Regions from separate parts of the Homo sapiens genome. Here region 2 is linked to region 1. A link is a loop called in an ENCODE intact Hi-C map of the cell type or tissue named here. Cell type or tissue: MCF 10A. All regions are shown on one strand. Links, peaks and the distances in the headings refer to the core of each region. The heading gives the core; the rest is flanking DNA.

Evidence for each region. Hi-C counts contacts between places; a loop is a spot of excess contacts. Peaks named below come from ENCODE experiments on the same cell type or tissue, not always from the same donor. Only the 100,000 strongest peaks of a DNase experiment are listed, where the experiment ranks them.
Region 2: a loop joins it to region 1, with 6 times the contacts of the local background. A loop is called at or near these places in 5 of 110 quality-filtered maps.

The regions. Positions count from the first base shown.
Region 1 is chr11:74,926,410-74,934,748 of GRCh38, forward strand. It overlaps XRRA1 (X-ray radiation resistance associated 1), which reads right to left. Exons shown (of 19, transcript NM_001378157.1): 5 at 7,392-7,463; 6 at 3,891-3,963; 7 at 982-1,079. It overlaps LOC107984352 (a long non-coding RNA gene), which reads left to right and starts at 4,712. Exons shown (of 3, transcript XR_001748295.2): 1 at 4,712-7,336; 2 at 7,983-8,074. RefSeq lists a silencer at 6,821-7,296. In MCF 10A, for the core only: a CTCF peak has its summit at 3,512 (motif pointing right); a DNase peak (open chromatin) is centred at 3,522.
Region 2 is chr11:74,984,201-74,992,539 of GRCh38, forward strand. It overlaps NEU3 (neuraminidase 3), which reads left to right and starts at 4,733. Exons shown (of 3, transcript NM_006656.6): 1 at 4,733-4,954. The coding sequence starts at 4,861. RefSeq lists enhancers at 4,483-4,532, 4,813-5,002. In MCF 10A, for the core only: no CTCF peak of the experiment used is centred there; a DNase peak (open chromatin) is centred at 4,701.

The DNA of each region.
Region 1 (8,339 bases), core at 286-8,285:
TAACAGCTTTTTGGGGTTGACCTCAAGGTTCATGACACGCACACATTTTACTGAAATTTGACTCTGAAACACTTCTACTCCAGGATGTGGAGAAGAGTCTATTACTCAGTGAGTGAGCGTGGTCAGATGCCCAGCCCACACACGTGGCTCCACCTCTGTTGTCCTTTACTCTCCACATATGTTGTCCTTTACTACTGCCGTGACTCTCAGGTAGTGACAAAAGCTTTGTTCCTTTGTAAAAAGTGGCCCACAAATCTTCATGAAAGCTAAATAAGTAATCAACTTGAACTATAAGGACATGTGCAGAAAATGCATGACTATGGGAAAATTTAGGAGAAAACCAAGAATGCAAACAAAATTTTCTGTATTTTCTAATTTGCGGTTTGAAGAACAGCTGTGAATGTACAAATGTTCAAGACTCTGCTGCTGATCCCAAAGGATCCCTATTCATACTCATCTCCGAGGTTATGGACTAGGCCTATAGCCTGCTCTATCCCAGCCACCGAGACTGATTCAGCTCACTTAGACCAGGATGAGTCTCTGGAATCAGTCTATAATGTCTCTAGTTCAGCCGATCCAATCTGCTGCACCTAGCTCTTAAGCTCCATGGCTCCTCAATCCCCACTAGATCCAGATCTCCCCTCAAAATTCTCCCTCCTTCAATACTCTGTTTTAAAACTCACTTTTCTGCACAGACTCCCTTGGACATGACCTTTGGCATTTATTTTCCAGGACCATGCACCATGGTTAAGTCTTTGGTATCAACTATTTGCTGCCACTTCTACCATTACCACTATCTCCATCACTGTAACTACCCTTACAACCCCCACCCCCACCCTCCCTGGAGGCCAGCAATGAAGCAAGGGCCTGGCTGTACAGGCCCAGCAAGCCCCTTCCCAACAGTTATAATCAGTAAAGCTCTATGCTCATTCCTTACAGGGGAACTTGGTGGGCACCAAAAACTCCCTACCTCCAACTTACTTCTAATAACTTAAAGTCTCCATATTTCACGTAGATAGTTTTGATGCCATTAAATGCGAGATCCAGTTCCTTTAGGGCTGGAAACGTGTGAAATGCCTCTACATGGGGAAGAGAAAGAGAGAGTCTGCAGCTTGTAAAGGACTTAAGAGAAAGATATTAATAATTACCATTTACTGTGTCCCTACTGGGTTAGGCCAGGCACTGTATAAGGTACTTTACATACATGGCCTCTAAATCTCTAACAACCCAGAAAAATAGGGATTACTACTTCCATTCTATGGCTGACTAAGGCTCAGCCAAGCTAAGTGATTTGCCAGAATGGAATTGCTGGTAAGTGAAAGAGCCAAGAATTGAATCTAAGTCTGCTCAACAGCAAAGCCCATTTTAAAAATTATCTTTATTAATCCTGATTACAAAAATTAAAACACAACTAAGAAAAACAGTCAAACATCACAGAAAAATAAAAAGTTCTGTTTAATCCCAACATCCAGAGACAAGTATTAAAAGTTCCATATATAGCACTCAACTTTTTCTCATGTATATATCAAAATACATACCTCTTTTAACAAAAATAGAGTCATACTGTACACACTGTACTGACTTGCTTTTTCCCTTAACAATGTAACTTAAAGATTATTCCATGTCAAAACATATAGATATGCCTAATGTCTTCTGATGTTCTACAGTATAGATATATCCTAGTTTACTAATCCATTTCCCCATTGGTAGCCTTTAGGCTATATGAATAAAAGGTAAGAAACTATATGAATAAATGTTTCTCTCTTTGAATGAGAACTGAACTTTTTCTAGCCTTGTTCCTCTGGTAACCTGAAACCAATGATACAGTAACTGCATTTCCAGGCAGTATCACTTGCGGTAAAAATCACCCTAGGTTGGCAAATTACATCTGGGCTAGGAGAAACTATAAATGAATGATAAACACCTGAAGGGGGCACCATAATTTTGGGCTTCCCTGTGTGTAGTGATTCCTATAATTGGATATATCCTTTGCAGAAACTCTAGGAGCTATGCCTATACGTGTTACAATGTATATTGGCTCCTGTGAGGAATGAGATTTCTAAGCCAGGGTGGCTTTTGCATCCACCCAATGACAGTCTCACTGTCTTGTACCTGAGCTGACACTGGGGGCCAGATGGAGGGGCACAAAGAATGCCTCATGGATGGCTTTGGGAACTCCATTGAAGAGAAACTCCTGATGCTGTTGTACTGGCATTCTGTGTGGAATTACTTAGAGCCTTCTAAGTGAACCTGATGTTAAATATGGTAGTCTTGTAAGTCAGAATGTTCAGTAGAACCTAATAAAGGCTGCTTTGTGAATATTTCTGGATGTTTCCAATGAACAGCCTTGTACGAGTGTGTTACTATAGAATAATTTCCTGGAAGTAAAGCTACTAGATTAAAGGCAATGACTACTTTAAATTTTAAGAAACATTACCAAATTACCTCCAAGATGCTACACCAATGACTATACTTCCACAGTTCAATGCAAGAGTATCCATCTCCCTACCAATGCTGGCTGTCATCAGCCCTTTTCACTCCTGCCAATATTTGACAGGCAGAAAACAGTATCTTGATCCACTGTAATTATTAGTGAGGTTGAACACCTTTTCATATACCTATTGGCCTTTGTATTTCCAGCCCAAGCTCCTGACAGACCACCCTGTCTCCTAAAGGGCAGGGACCTCATCATATGCTTCTTTGAAAACAATCTTCAAACTCAATGCAACAAAACTGAACTTATCCTATTTCCCTCTGACTTGCCTTTTCTCTAATGTGCCCTATCTCAATGAAATGCCCCTTGATTCCTCCCTCTCCCTACATCCCTATCAGTCTATCAACTACCAAGTCCTGTGGTTTCTACTCCTCCTAAATCTCTGTCTGTCTCTCTCTCTCTCAATCCTCTGCACCCTTCTTGTCACAATCCTGGCTCAGGCCTCATCTCCCCTCCCCTGAAAACCTGAAATAATCTCCCAGGTTTCCTGGCCTCCACCTTCTTCTTCTCTTATAATCCACTCTCCTCACAGCTGCCACTGAGCTTCTCTATTTAAAACCCTTCCAAGACTCTCTTTTGCCTGCAGCATTAAGTCCAATTCACTCCCGGTCCTTGATAATCCAGTCGCTGCCAATCTGTCTAGTTTCAATTGTCCCCCACATGCTTCCCTTGCAAGCATACAAAACCTCTTCAGTCTTCCTGATCAGACAATGCCATTCCACATCTGCTCCAGCAGCCGGAAATGCCTTCTTACCTTCTAGTTCCTGAATCACTCCTATTCATTTTTCTGGTCTCAGCTTAGGTGCTCCTCTTCTCAGTTCCTCCTGACACTCTGGCCTGGCTTGAAGTCCCACGTATATGCTTGCATAGTATTTCCTGATTCTCTCTTTCACTGCTCTCCCCTCATCCTGACCTAACTATCTGTATCTGAGTCCATCTCTCTCACCAAACCATGAGCTCACCAGAGCAGGACTGTATGCACTCATTTCTAAAAGCCAAGTATTCACACAGTCCTAATATCCAGCAGGGGTCGCTGTGGACTTGCTGAATAAGAAGGCTTTATGCTCCTACAGGAGTACTTTACAGGCTTAGAAACATTTTTATACACCCATCTCATATGAGCCTGCAAGGTATCCTGCAAGGGGAGGAAAAAAAGAAGGGAATTATCTCCATTGACAGATAGAGAAGTAGAAGATCACAGAAAAATGTTCTAAGTAGGTAGCGCCAGAGCAGGACTGGAATCGAGGTCTTTGTGCTCTCCAGCACCCAGCCTATTGTACTCCAAAAAAGAGATGTGTGGCCAATCATAGATGGTTGGACAGACAAATCCTAACACACGTGAATGGCTGTGCTGGCTAAGAGGAGGAAGAGAGCTTTCAAGAAAGAAAAAGCTTACCTAGAGGCAGCAGGTTTTCTGAGGCATTGATATAAATCACAGAATGAAAATGCTTGAAGTCATTTTCCTTGGCCTGTAGGAAAGCATTTCAGAAAAAAAAAAAAATCCACAAGATTAGTTCCCTGCCTAGAAGCCTTGCTGAAGCTTCAGGGCCACTGTCAGAAGAAACAAAGACCTAAAGGAATAAGGGACATCCCTAGCACAGGAGCAGACACTTGAGTGCTGTAAGGGTTTTCCTGCTTTTTTTCCACTATGAAACATTTCAAATGTACAGAAAAGTATACGGAATGACACTCTGAAGACCCATATAACCACTATCCAGAGGTAAGTATTTAATACAGCTGAATATTTTGCTGTCTTTGCTTTAAATAAATTTCCTTAAAGAAAATATTATATAGGGTGAACCACCACCATTACCACCCCTGTCCATGTATCCCCTCACTAATCCCATAACAGCTATCCTGAATTGGAGACTATCATTCCCATACTCAATAGTTTTTGTGTGTTTGTTTGTTTGTTTTTGAGACAGGGTCTCACTTCCATTGCCCAGATTGGAGTGCAGTGACACAATCTTGGCTCACTGCAGCCTCAACTTCCCCAGCTCGGGTGATCCTTCCACCTCAGCCTCTTGAGTATCTAGGACTGCAGGCACACGCCACCAAGACTGGCTAATTTTTTTGTATTTTTAGCTGAGATGGGGTTTTGCCATGATGCCCAGGCTGGTCTCGAACTGCTGCGCTCAAGTAATCCGCCTGCCTCAGCCTCCCAAAGTGCTAGGATTACAGGCGTGAGCCACTGCACCCAGCTCCCATATCTTTTTTTATGCTTATACGTGTGTGTGTGTGTGTGTGTATCAACTATATATAATGCTAGATACAGGTAGTAAAACTTTACGTTAAATGCAACAATATTTTAGGTATCATTCTGCAACCTGCCTTTTCACTCAACACTGTTTTTGAGAATTACCTGTGTCGATATATGCTGCTTTTGAAATTTACATATGTTGACAGTTGTAGTTCTAGTTCAATTTTTTTTTTTTTTTTGAGACAAAGTCTCGCTCTGTCACTCAGGCTGGAGTGCAATGGCACAATCTTGGCTCACCGCAACCTCCACCTTCTGGGTTCAAGTGATTCTCCTGCCTCAGCCTCCTGAGTAGGTGGGATTACAGGTGTCTGCCACCATGCCCAGTTAATTTTTTTATTTTTAGTAGGGACAAGGTTTCACCATGTTGTCCAGGCTAGTCTCAAACTCCTGACCTCAAGTGATCCTCCTACCTCAGCCTCCCAAAGTGCTAGGATTACAGGCATGAGCCACCACGCCTAGCCCTAGTTCAACCATTTTAATTCCTGTATAGTATTCCATTGTTTGAATATATTGCAAGTTTATTCATTCTCATTTAGTCTGTTTCTAAATTTTATTACAAACAATTATGTAATTAATATTCTTATACACACCTCCTATTCATAAGAGTTTCTTTAATGATATGCTCCTATCAAGCTGTGGGGAATACACAGCTTTATGAGATGGTAGCACATTGTTCTCCAAAGTAGTTAAAACAATTTACAGTCCTACCTGCAGTGTATGAGAAGTCCTATTTCTTTAAATCCTTGCAATTGGCATTATAAAACTAATTTTTGCCAGTCTGATTATTGTAAAATGGCACTGCATTTTCCTGATTATTTATGAGGCTGAATATCTTTTTCTATATTTATTGGCCTTTCAAGTTCCTCTTCTGTATACTAACATATTTATCTGTTGTCTATTTTTCTACTGGGTTTCTCTTTCTTCCTATTGTTTTGTAGGAGCTCTTGACACATTCTGGATCCCAATACTTTTTGGTTATATTACTTGCTAATATCTTCTCCCAGTCTCAGCTTATCTTTTACCTTTGTTTGTGGTAACTTTTGTTAGATAGATATTTTTAATTAAATTTCATAGATATTTTCCTTTATGGTTTAACCACAAAGCTAGCAAGCATCCACTCATCCCGTGGGTCTCAGCTAAGCTACCACCCTCTCCAGGGTGTGTTTCCTGTGTAAGGCTGAGTCAGGGGCCTGTCCTCTGAGGTCATATTTCGCACCCTCGTGTTTCCCTCATTGACTGCATTAGCTAGTCCTGTCTAACTCCATATCCATCTAAGCCCAGCCTCCTCCCTCTCTACTGGACTATATGCTCCAGAGGGCAGGCAGTGTCTGAGCCACCTCTGTACCCTCCAGCAAATAGCACAGAGACACACCAGGCCTCGGTAATGTTTGGTGAGCACGTGAGTGAATAAGTAAAAGAAGAACATACGGTATCCAATGAGGGGACTGAGCTTTGACCAGCCATGTTGTAGCCCTCAAAAGGTGAATTGATAAAGAGACCTCTGAAATCTTCTATGACTTTGTCTCACCGTTATATGTGAACTATATATTATAATCTCTGGGACCATGTGCTGGCCTAGAATGGAGGGCCTCTCAGCCACAAGATGAATATATTTCTAAGGTTAACCTGTCCCTAAGTAACTCAATTCTGAAAACATGAGTGCTAAATGAAGTGAAGCAGAACCCTGTTAAAGGAGCAGTCTGCTTTACCACAAACTTGGCCATCCTGTGGGTTAGAGCCTCTACTCTATGGTTTATACAAGTAATCTCTCTTGGTATGCCACGAAAGCCAACATACCAAAGATGTATGTTATAATATCCTGTATATACACTGGCTAATGGTGGGTCACAAATATGGCTCCAAGCTGCCTATAAGCCAATACAAAGAAAGAAACATGATTCATTGCATGAGTCACAGCACCTGTAAGTTAGGAACGAACCAGCTTCTTGGGAAAACCATTACAATTGCTGGCATTGAAACTTAAGAAATATCTCTTGTAGGGTCTTGTGATGGGAACTCAGTGTCACACAATGAATTATGTACCCACAAAATTACATGGCAAATTCAAAACCAGTTTCATAAGGCAATTTTCTTTTCTTTTCTTTTTTTTTTTGGTGACAGAGTCTCACTGTCACCCAGGCTGGAGTGCACTGGCACGATCTTGGCTCACTGCAACCTCTGCCTCAGGGGTTCAAGCAATTCTCTGCCTCAGCCTCCCAAGTAGCTGGGATTACAGGTGCCTGCTACCATGCTTGGCTGATTTTTTGTATTTTTAGTAGAGATGGAGTTTCACCATCTTGGCCAGGCTGGTCTTGAGCTCCTGACCTTGTGATCCACCCACCTCGGCCTCCCAAAGTGCTGGGATTACAGCCCTGAGCCACCACGCCTGGCCCATAAGGCAATTTTCTTTAATTCATATCAAATAGGACAAGGGCAATATAAAATTTGTAGCAAAAGTTTGTGTCTGAATATTGTTTCAACCCAATAAATCCTTGTCTGACTCTCCTCTCCCTCCTTCTTCGTGACCAGATTTCCAGTCCCTAGGGACTCTGGAGGTGCAAGAGACAAACCACAACAGCCAGGTGCGCCACCTCAAGTCTGGCTCACCCCAATCACATCTTTGCTGGCTGACCTCACCTTGGAGAACTTCAGGCCACTCACATTAATGGTGCACAGATCTGATGGCTTCCTCACACAGTGGTGCTTCAGCTGGAACATAATACAAAGAGTTGTCTCTTAAGGCCCCTACAAAGTTTAATTAATCTATTACCACTCAGCCTTCTCTTGTTGGGCAATCATATACTTGTCATAATTTGTTTGCTTGTTCATTCATTCATTCATTCATTCATTCATTATTCATCCATTCATTCGCCAAATATTTACCAAACACTAAATTGGGCCATACGCTTTGCTGAATACATTAACAAACTTTCTTCTAATCCTAATTAAGCCCTTTGATTATAAAGTAAGATTATCTCCTCTTTTTAATGAGAAAAACAAGGTTAAGAGAAGTTATGTGCCTTGCCAAAGGTCCCACAGTTAGTAAGTGACAGATCTTACTAATCCAAATCTGTAATCACTAGACTCTATGCACTTTTGACTGCCATATGTCACCCGACATAATTTAAAAGTTAGAGGTAAATTTTAGCTTTGGAGCTTCCATTTATGTTTAATCAAACCTCATTCTTTTTTTGTTAATCATTTATTTATGGTACCCACCATGTTTAGGCACTGAAAGGCATTGGGAAGACAATGAAGAAAAAGCAGAGACATTCCATAACCTCATAGAGCTTACAGTGTCATGGGAAGCCAAGTAGCAAGTACGTATTTATAAATGTGATAAATATTTTAAAGGAGAAATTTAAGATGCTATGAGACATATAACAGGAGGTCCTAACCTCAGTCTGAATGAGGAAATACTTACTTGAGGAAGTAATATTTCAGAAACCTAAGAGCTAAATAGGTCTCATGAAAGTGGGTAGTAGGGATTATGAAGTCTACCAAGGCAGGAAAAAGCAAGGTGCTTCTGAGAGGATGAAAAACAAGATAAGGTTAGTGAGACGGCCATTAGATCATATAAGTCCA
Region 2 (8,339 bases), core at 171-8,170, 58 kb after region 1:
TGCAAAGAGAGGCACTGACTATCTTTGTTCCAGACTATTTGTCCAGGAATGTTTGTATAGTAAACAACCTTAGAAGGTATCAGAGCAAAGGGCGCACATGCTCACTGCCCATTATTGAAGATTCAGGTTCCCTAACCTCAAAGTTCCTCTCCTTTAAGGCACTTCATTACATGTGCAGGTATCATCTGGCTCTCTGCGTCATCATATGGGAATTGGGGCTCAGAACTGGAACAAATGCTGGTACTCTGGCTACTGCTATTGCTGTAAGTAACAAACTATCCTTTTTACAGGTAGTAACAGGCTATCTTGTTAGCTTGCAGGTAAGATAAAAATCTCAGACCCTTCACAATTCTTGACAGCCCCACTCCTACTTCTGCCTGTCCCATATCTTGGAAGCTCCCTAACTTCTGTAACAGGAAGTTCCCCCGATATTCCTGTGCCATCTTACTTGATCGCATTACTTAATACCCTTCTGCATCCCTCTTCCTTCAAACTTTTATATAATTCTGCTCTGCTAATACGGGTGCCAGGCCTGATCCCCTCGCTTTAGTTGCTCACAGTCTGCTGAGAGTGTCAGACACTTAGACAATCTGAACACAGTAGAAGGAGGTGCAAAGTGCTATGGGGGCTTGAAAAGGAGTATTTGTTCTAGTATGGAGGTCTGGGAGGTCCTCATACAGGAAGTGAAAACTGAACCATGAGTGAGGAGTTGGGCCATTTTACAGATGAGGAACCTGAGGCACAGAAGTTAAATAAGTTGCCGAGATCACTCAGCTAGGAAGTGGGAAGAGAGGATTGGAGCCAGGATTCTCTACCTCTAAATATAGAAATTGCTCTTTAACTTCACTTTCTCAGGCATAAGATGAGACCATCTGAGTTTACCTCAAAGAATTGAGAAAGATTTGGTATTAGCTTTGGGTCTATAAAATTTGAGATCCACAGAGTTGGTGATTGTGAACTTGGAGAAGTCTGATAAAGAACCCCAGGACATGACCCGGTTTTTATAAAGGAAATATTTCAGACAAATAAGGCTTAAAGAATAATAAGATGAATATTTGTGAACCTACTGCCATTAAAAATATATATATTACCAATACAGTTGAAGTCCTCAGGGTATCCTTAATCATATCTTACTTCCTGCACTTTCAGAAGTTACTACTACCTGGAATGTGGTGTTTATTATTCGTAAGCATTTTCTTCATACATATGTGTCCATTATATATATGGATATATACAGATATATAGAGACATATATGGTTATTTTTTAATTTTATTTTTACCTCCTTGGGAGCTCTTATACAATATATATGGTTATTGTTTTACCTGTTTTTAAACTTTATATGTGGTTTTTGATTGAGAGTCTCCCAAACAACCCCTGTGTTCAGGTATTTGCTAGAAGGACCCACGCGACTCAGCATATATGACTAAGATTTATTCTTCGATAAAATAAGGACACATCTGGATCATAAGGGAAAAGGACACTGGCAGAGTCTGGAGGAATCCATTTGCAGGCTTCCTTATGCTCTTCCTCCCATGAGGGATTGCAAAGAGCCCACTTTGCCCCAACAACAAAAATGCAGCAACACGTGTGTAATGTTTCTGTCCAGGGAGCCCATTAGAGAGTACCCACAGTTTATTGAGGTTTGGTCATGTGGGCACCATCTGCCTAGCACATAATAAAGACTCCTAGAAAGCAAGCAGGTATCCACCATAAATCATACTGCAATCAAACAGTCTACATAGTCAACTACCCTTTTCAGTTAACTGGTGACTGGGAACACTTTGAGAGCCAAGTTTCCAGACACCTGTCAAAAAACACCAACCTTGCAAGCAGGCCTTCCTAAGGATAACCTGTTAGGCCTGCTATGGTAAATCTGCACAAGTACCATTCTCTCTGTATTGTGCAACTTGCTTTTTTGTTCAATATTTTGTTTGTGAAGATAATTTAGATTGATACCTGTAGCTACAATTTATTCTATTTCACTGCTGTATACTGTTAAACATGACAGTTTATTTACCCTATTAATGGACATTTAGGTCTTTTATAATTTTTCACTATTAAACATTTGCTGCTATGAGCATTCTTGTATGGACACATCTAATACAGGTAGTGGGATTCCTTGGTGGGAGAGGATATACATTTTTACTTTTCTAGGTATTGCTAAATTTTCCTCTAAAGCGACTGTACCAATTTACATTCCTTCTATTAATGAAGGAAATACAAGATTGGAATAATTGGGATAGTTGTGTTATCTTTGTGAATAGATTTTAAAATACTGATTTAGATTTTTAAATAGTTGTAAGACTTCACATTTTCCATATCTTAGTTTGGTAACTTTTTCTAAAACTGTATTAACTTTATCTAGATTTTCAAACTTAAGGAATAAAGTTTGTTTAATATTTATTTCTCATCTCTGTTGTATCCCTGCATATAGTCTCCTTTTCATTAATATCATTTATAACTTTTAAAAATGAGTCTTGCCAGAGGGTTTGTCCGGTTTATTAGATATGTCAAGACTAATATTTGCTTTTGTCAGTCCCCTCTATTGTACTTTGCTTCTTGTTTCATTTATTCTGTTCTTATTTTCATCATTTCCTTTTCTACCTTTTTGGGATTTATTCTGTTCTTCCTTTTCTACATTCTTAAGTTAGATCCTTAACTCATTACTGTTTTGTTGTTCTTATCTCCTGGTATAGGGTCTTTATTTGAGTTCTCCCAGAGGCAAGTTCTGAGACCAGGACCTGAGGGCAATAGTATATGTGAGAGATGCAGGGAGTGCCATAATGAGGTGGGAAAGTAGGAAGGGAAGAAAAGGTGAGCAATAAGGGTGTAGCTTTTAGTAGCTATTGATAATTGCTGTCTAGATTCATTAAATTCATTTTGTCATTAAAGGACAAAATGATGAAATTCTATCATTCATTTGGCATTGGTCAGTTAATTATTTTATGAAGGAGAACTTTTCCCCATCAACTATTTAGTTACCCAGAAATAGGGTTTGTACAGGAAAGGCAGAATAAAAAGCTGCTTTCCTTAGCAAACTCTGAGGTGACCAAAGTGACATTTTTCTCCATATGTCGATATGAACTTTCTTTGCAGTCCTTGTTCTTTTTGATGTTCTAATTTTTCCATATTTGGCCAGTGGAATCACCTTCAAATTGATTCTTACCTTCTTTTGACATGACCTGAAATAGTCTTTTATGGCTTTCTTGCTTTCTGTTAAGATGTTCTAGGCTAATCTTATAAATTTTCTTCCCTGCACCTAAAATCAGCCATTTTTTTCATGGAACCCTGGTTCCTTTGGGGACAAAATAGTATTTTAAGACCCATTATTGCCAGGCGCGGTGGCTCACGCCTGTAATCCCAGCACTTTGGTAGGCCGAGGCGGGCGGATCACGAGGTCAGGAGATCGAGATCATCCTGGCTAACATGGTGAAACCCCGTCTCTATAAAAAATACAAAAAATTAGCCGGGCGTGGTGGTGGGCGCCTGTAGTCCCAGCTACTCGGGAGGCTGAGGCAGGAGAATGGCGTGAACCCGGGAGGCGGAGCTTGCAGTGAGCCAAGATGACGCCACTGCACTCCAGCCTGGGCGGCAGAGACACACTCCATCTCAAAAAATAAAAATAAAAATAAAAAAGACCCATTATTTGGGCTTATTACGATGAGTTGGTCTCTGGTTCTAGGCCTTTTTTTTTTTCTTTTTTTTTTTTTTTTTTTTAGAAAAATACAGCAGGTTGTATTGAGGTTGGCACCTATGTTCTTTCAAAGAACCCTCATCATTTTGTGAGTTCTTTCCTTGTGGCACCACGATGTTCCAGGCTCATCTTGTATGTTCCCTGCCTCAGCACAGGATTTTTTTTAATGAGAAAAATATCACGAATTCAAATTTACAGAAGCTTTACATTTTTATGTCCTCTAAGTTAGCAGTCTGTCTTTCCTTTTATTGGCGTTTGTAAAATTTCTTCTTTTTAAAATTGTTATATTTTAGAGACAGGGTCTCGCTCTGTCACCCAGGCTGGAGTGCAGTGGTGCAATCACAGCTCACCACAGCCTCCAACTCCTGGGCTCAAGGCATCCTCCCACGTAGGCCTTCCAAAGCGCTGAGATTGTAGGCATAAGCCACCAGGCCCAGCCTATTACCTTTACGTTGTACTTAGTCCCAGATAAAAAATGACCTTAGATCAGTCCTTTCCTCTTTGGCTGGGGAGAGGGGGGCTTAAATTCCGGTACTGTGAAACAGAAGAATGGACTCAGTGCTATGTGACAAATCTATGTATGTAAATGTGTGTATATACACACACATAAATTATATATATGAATATATTTTCATTTTCATATTTTGCAAGGAGAGTAGCCAATGCTCTGGACCTCTGGTCCTTTTTGTAGGGTACCCTCTGAGGCCGGGAACCTTTGCTCAACTCTCAGGCTGTCCAGGGAAGCTTTAGGCGGTGATACCGAGCTACAGACCAATATAAGAGCTCGGGGCTGTGGCACTGAAGAGAGGAGGCGGCCGTTGGGAACTGAGGTGGGCCCAGGGCTTGAGCTGAGTTGGCGAGGGTGGAGGTGGTGCCGGTCCCACGCCGTGGTGGGGACCGAGCTGCGGGCTGGAGGGAGGGGCAGCGCCGAGGGGGCGGGACGGGGAGGGCTCGCGGAGTAGGCCAACGGTTGGCCCCAACCGCCACTGACTACAGCCTGCGCCCGCCTCTTTTCGTTGCCGTTACCTGTTTCCGGCAGTCGACACGCTCTTCGCTTCTCGGGGCTTGTCTCCGTGTCCTCCGTCTCAGTTGTTTCTCCCTCTCTATCCTCCTCTGTCTCAGTCTCCCCAGCCTTGGGGCCGGTGCCTCTTCCGGGCTTCGGCGAATGAGACCTGCGGACCTGCCCCCGCGCCCCATGGAAGAATCCCCGGCGTCCAGCTCTGCCCCGACAGAGACGGAGGAGCCGGGGTCCAGTGCAGGTGAGCGGGGTTGGGAGACAGGAGAGCTCCCCGAGGAGGACTCAACTGTGGGGACAGGTTGAGCAAGACCATCTGCGTTTGGGAAATCCAGCCTTGGATTATTGAGACAGAGCCACCTAGTCGGCTAGGATCTGACCTGGCCAGAGAATTCTTGGCTAGTCCTATTTTTATTCGTTCTCACAGAAGCCGAACTTAAACCTCAGAATTATCACTCCAGAGATGAAAGGGAACTGAGACTGGAAAAGCCCTGCTTACCAAAGGTCTCTGGGCGGCAGAAAGAGCCCTGAGCTTCAGTTTCAACTTAGGAGACCTGGGTCTTGGTCCAGATTTTACTGTGGAGTGGCGTTCAGTAAGCTTTGTCCCCATCCCGGGCCCGAGTTTTCCCATCTATACCATGAGAGGGTTTAGACTACAGATCTTCAAAGGTCTGGCACGTGGTAGGTGCTCCTTAAATATTACTTGTTAGGAGTGAATAAATGAGATAGGAAGGCCTCCTGGGATTCACTGGAGGCTCATTGGGTTAGTTGGAGGCTGTGGAATTACATTATTATAGTCTGAGAAGTAGGCGGTATTATCTCCATTTTATAAGTGAGGAAACTGAAGCTCAGAAGTAAAGTGACTTGCTAGTAAGTGTCAAAGATAAGTCAGACTTCAGAGTCCATGCTAGGCTATACTCTCTCCCAGTAAGAAAGCGGGAAGGACTTGATGGGAAAGTGATTATATCGAGCAGCAAGTAATCATTTGAATTCTCTGCTTAAATGAACCCCAGAGCAGGCCCATATCTGATTATTTTCTATCCCGTTTCCAGCACCTGATTTGTGTGAAACGTTTTGGGTGGCAATGCCAGAATCACCATCTATATTACTTCTGTCATCAACACGATCAGCATAATTACAAAAATTAATGGCTCTAATTGTTATAGTGATAATAAAGCATAAATGAAATTGTGAGGACATCAAAATTTATAATTAAAGACACCTATTAAAACAGCAGTTTAAAATTTATAAAACACTTTTGAGTGGTTCTTCATATTGATCTGCTTAGGTAGGTATTATTATCCATAGTTTACAAGCAAGGAATCCAAGACCTAGAGGTTGAGTAACCATCAAAACGTCATGCAGCAAGAAATGGAGCTGAGACTTGAATCCAGCCCATGTGACAAGTTGTGCTTCTCCTTTGGTGATTATTTCCCTATTTCCTCTCCATTTCCTTTTTTTTTTGAGATGGAGTCTTGCTGTGTCACCCAAGCTGGAGTGCAGTGGTGCAGTCTCGGCTCACTGCAACCTCCGTCTCCTGGTTTCAAGTGATTCTCCTGCCTCAGCCTCCCGAATAGCTGGGATTACAGGTGGATGCCACCATGCCTGGCCAATTTTTTTTGTATTTTTAGTAGAGATGGGGTGTCACCATGTTGGCCAGGGTGGTCTCGAACTCCTGACCTCAAGTGATCTGCCCACCTCAGCCTCCCAGAGTGGTGGGAATATAGGCATGAGCCACCGCACCCAGCCTCTTCCTTTCCTGTTCTGAGCCCTAACCCGCTCCATGCCTATCCTGTGCTCCATTCTTCTTATCACCTGGAGAATTCCTGTTTAGATTTAACTAATAGTCACATGTTGACTGATGATAGTAGTGTTGGTTTAACTTGTAATTAAGGTGTTAAGAGTTTAAAGTATGTTCTCTTTCAGCAATAAAGGGGGATTTAAATGTTTTTAAGAAAGGGAGTTGTAATTGTTATTATTGTCATTGTTATCCACAGGATTCAAGGAATAAAACTAGAATATACAGTAATTGGTAGTTTAAAAATAATAACTGTCATATATTGCACTCATACTATGTCATAGGCCTTGTAATAGCCACTGTAGTTAAGCATTTTATTTCTATCACCTACTCTGCTGAATTGTATAGGGGAGGATCCTGAAGCATAGAGAAGTTGAATAACATGCCCAAGGTCACATAGTCCTGGCCTGGTCCAAATCCTATGTTCTTAACCATTACACCAGCCTGGCTCAGAGACAGATTGTTTGCTTAGAACAAAGCCTGACCCTCCCGGGGAGGAGAGCCTGAATTGAGGGGAGAGAAGTATGCTCTAGTATTGAGTGAGAAGATGGTCTCCCCTTGCTTATCTTTTGATTCTGCTGTTGAGAGCCTGGGATTGAAATGAAGGGAGGCTTTTCTTCTGGACTCAGCAAGGCCACTCTCCCAGTTCCCCTCATGATACTGAGCAATAGTTCTTTTCCCTTCTTCAAGTTAGGAACAAGTGACTAAATATTCATATGCTATTGATAAAAGTTTGTCTTGGTTGACACTAGGAGGCTGTAGCCAAAAGCAGTGCAACTTTGCCGTATGGTTCACTGTCCTGAAAGCTTCCTGGAAGATTGGTCTAAAATCATCATGCCATTCCTCTGTCAAAAATTCTTGAGTGGTCTCCCATCTGTGGAATAAACACCTTAATAAGTTATCTAAGCCTCCCAGGATCTGGACTGTGCTGACCCCTTCAGTCCCACCTCTGCCCCCATCCCTTGCACTCCACCTTACTGTAGTCACACTAAACTACTGAGAGGCCCCAAAACTCACTGTTTTCTGTTGCCTATAGGCTTTTCACATCCTTGTCCTCTGCGCTTCTCCTTTTAACCCTCAGTTGGCTAATCCACTGTTCATTCTTTAAGATCTGGCTCACTGATTCATTCAATCATTCAACAAAAATTTGTTGAGTGCCTATTACTTAATAGGCATAGTTCTAGGTGTCAAGGCGGAGCAATAAGAAAACAGACATACCCTTGCTGTTTCTGGAGCTTCCATTTTGTGGTATGTATTAAACAAATGTAACATAGGAGGCATCAAAGTGTGATAAGTGGTGTGGAGAATAGAACAAGGAAAGAAGATAGGCTGGGGCAAAGGAGTTGACAGAGAAACCTTCCTGATTGGATGATGTTTGAGCAGAGCTGAAGAAGGTGAGGGAGCGTTATGTGGCTATCTGAAACGAGTGTTCCAGGCAGAGCCTGTGACTATATGAGGCAGGAGTTCTTTTGGCTCAATCATTCTCTCCAAAAATCCTTCTCTGGTGCCTTGATCTGGATAGATGCCACTTTTGTGTTTTTCTACTTGCTGTTGTGTTTACCTCTAAAGTAGCACTTATTACATCATGTTATAATTGTCCATGTATATGTCTGTTTCCCTCACTTGGATTGGGTTTCTTGAGAGCAGGAACCTCTGATCCTTCTCTGTCTTCTCAGCATCTATTTTAGGGCCTGACACAGAGGAGGAACCTAGAAATATTTATTGAATCAATTGTTCTTACAGCCTGATAATATTTACAAATGATTTGTAAAATTGGGTTTGGATGACAGTTGGTTTGAGGAAAAAGTAATTCTAAGGCTGCTTTTTGTCT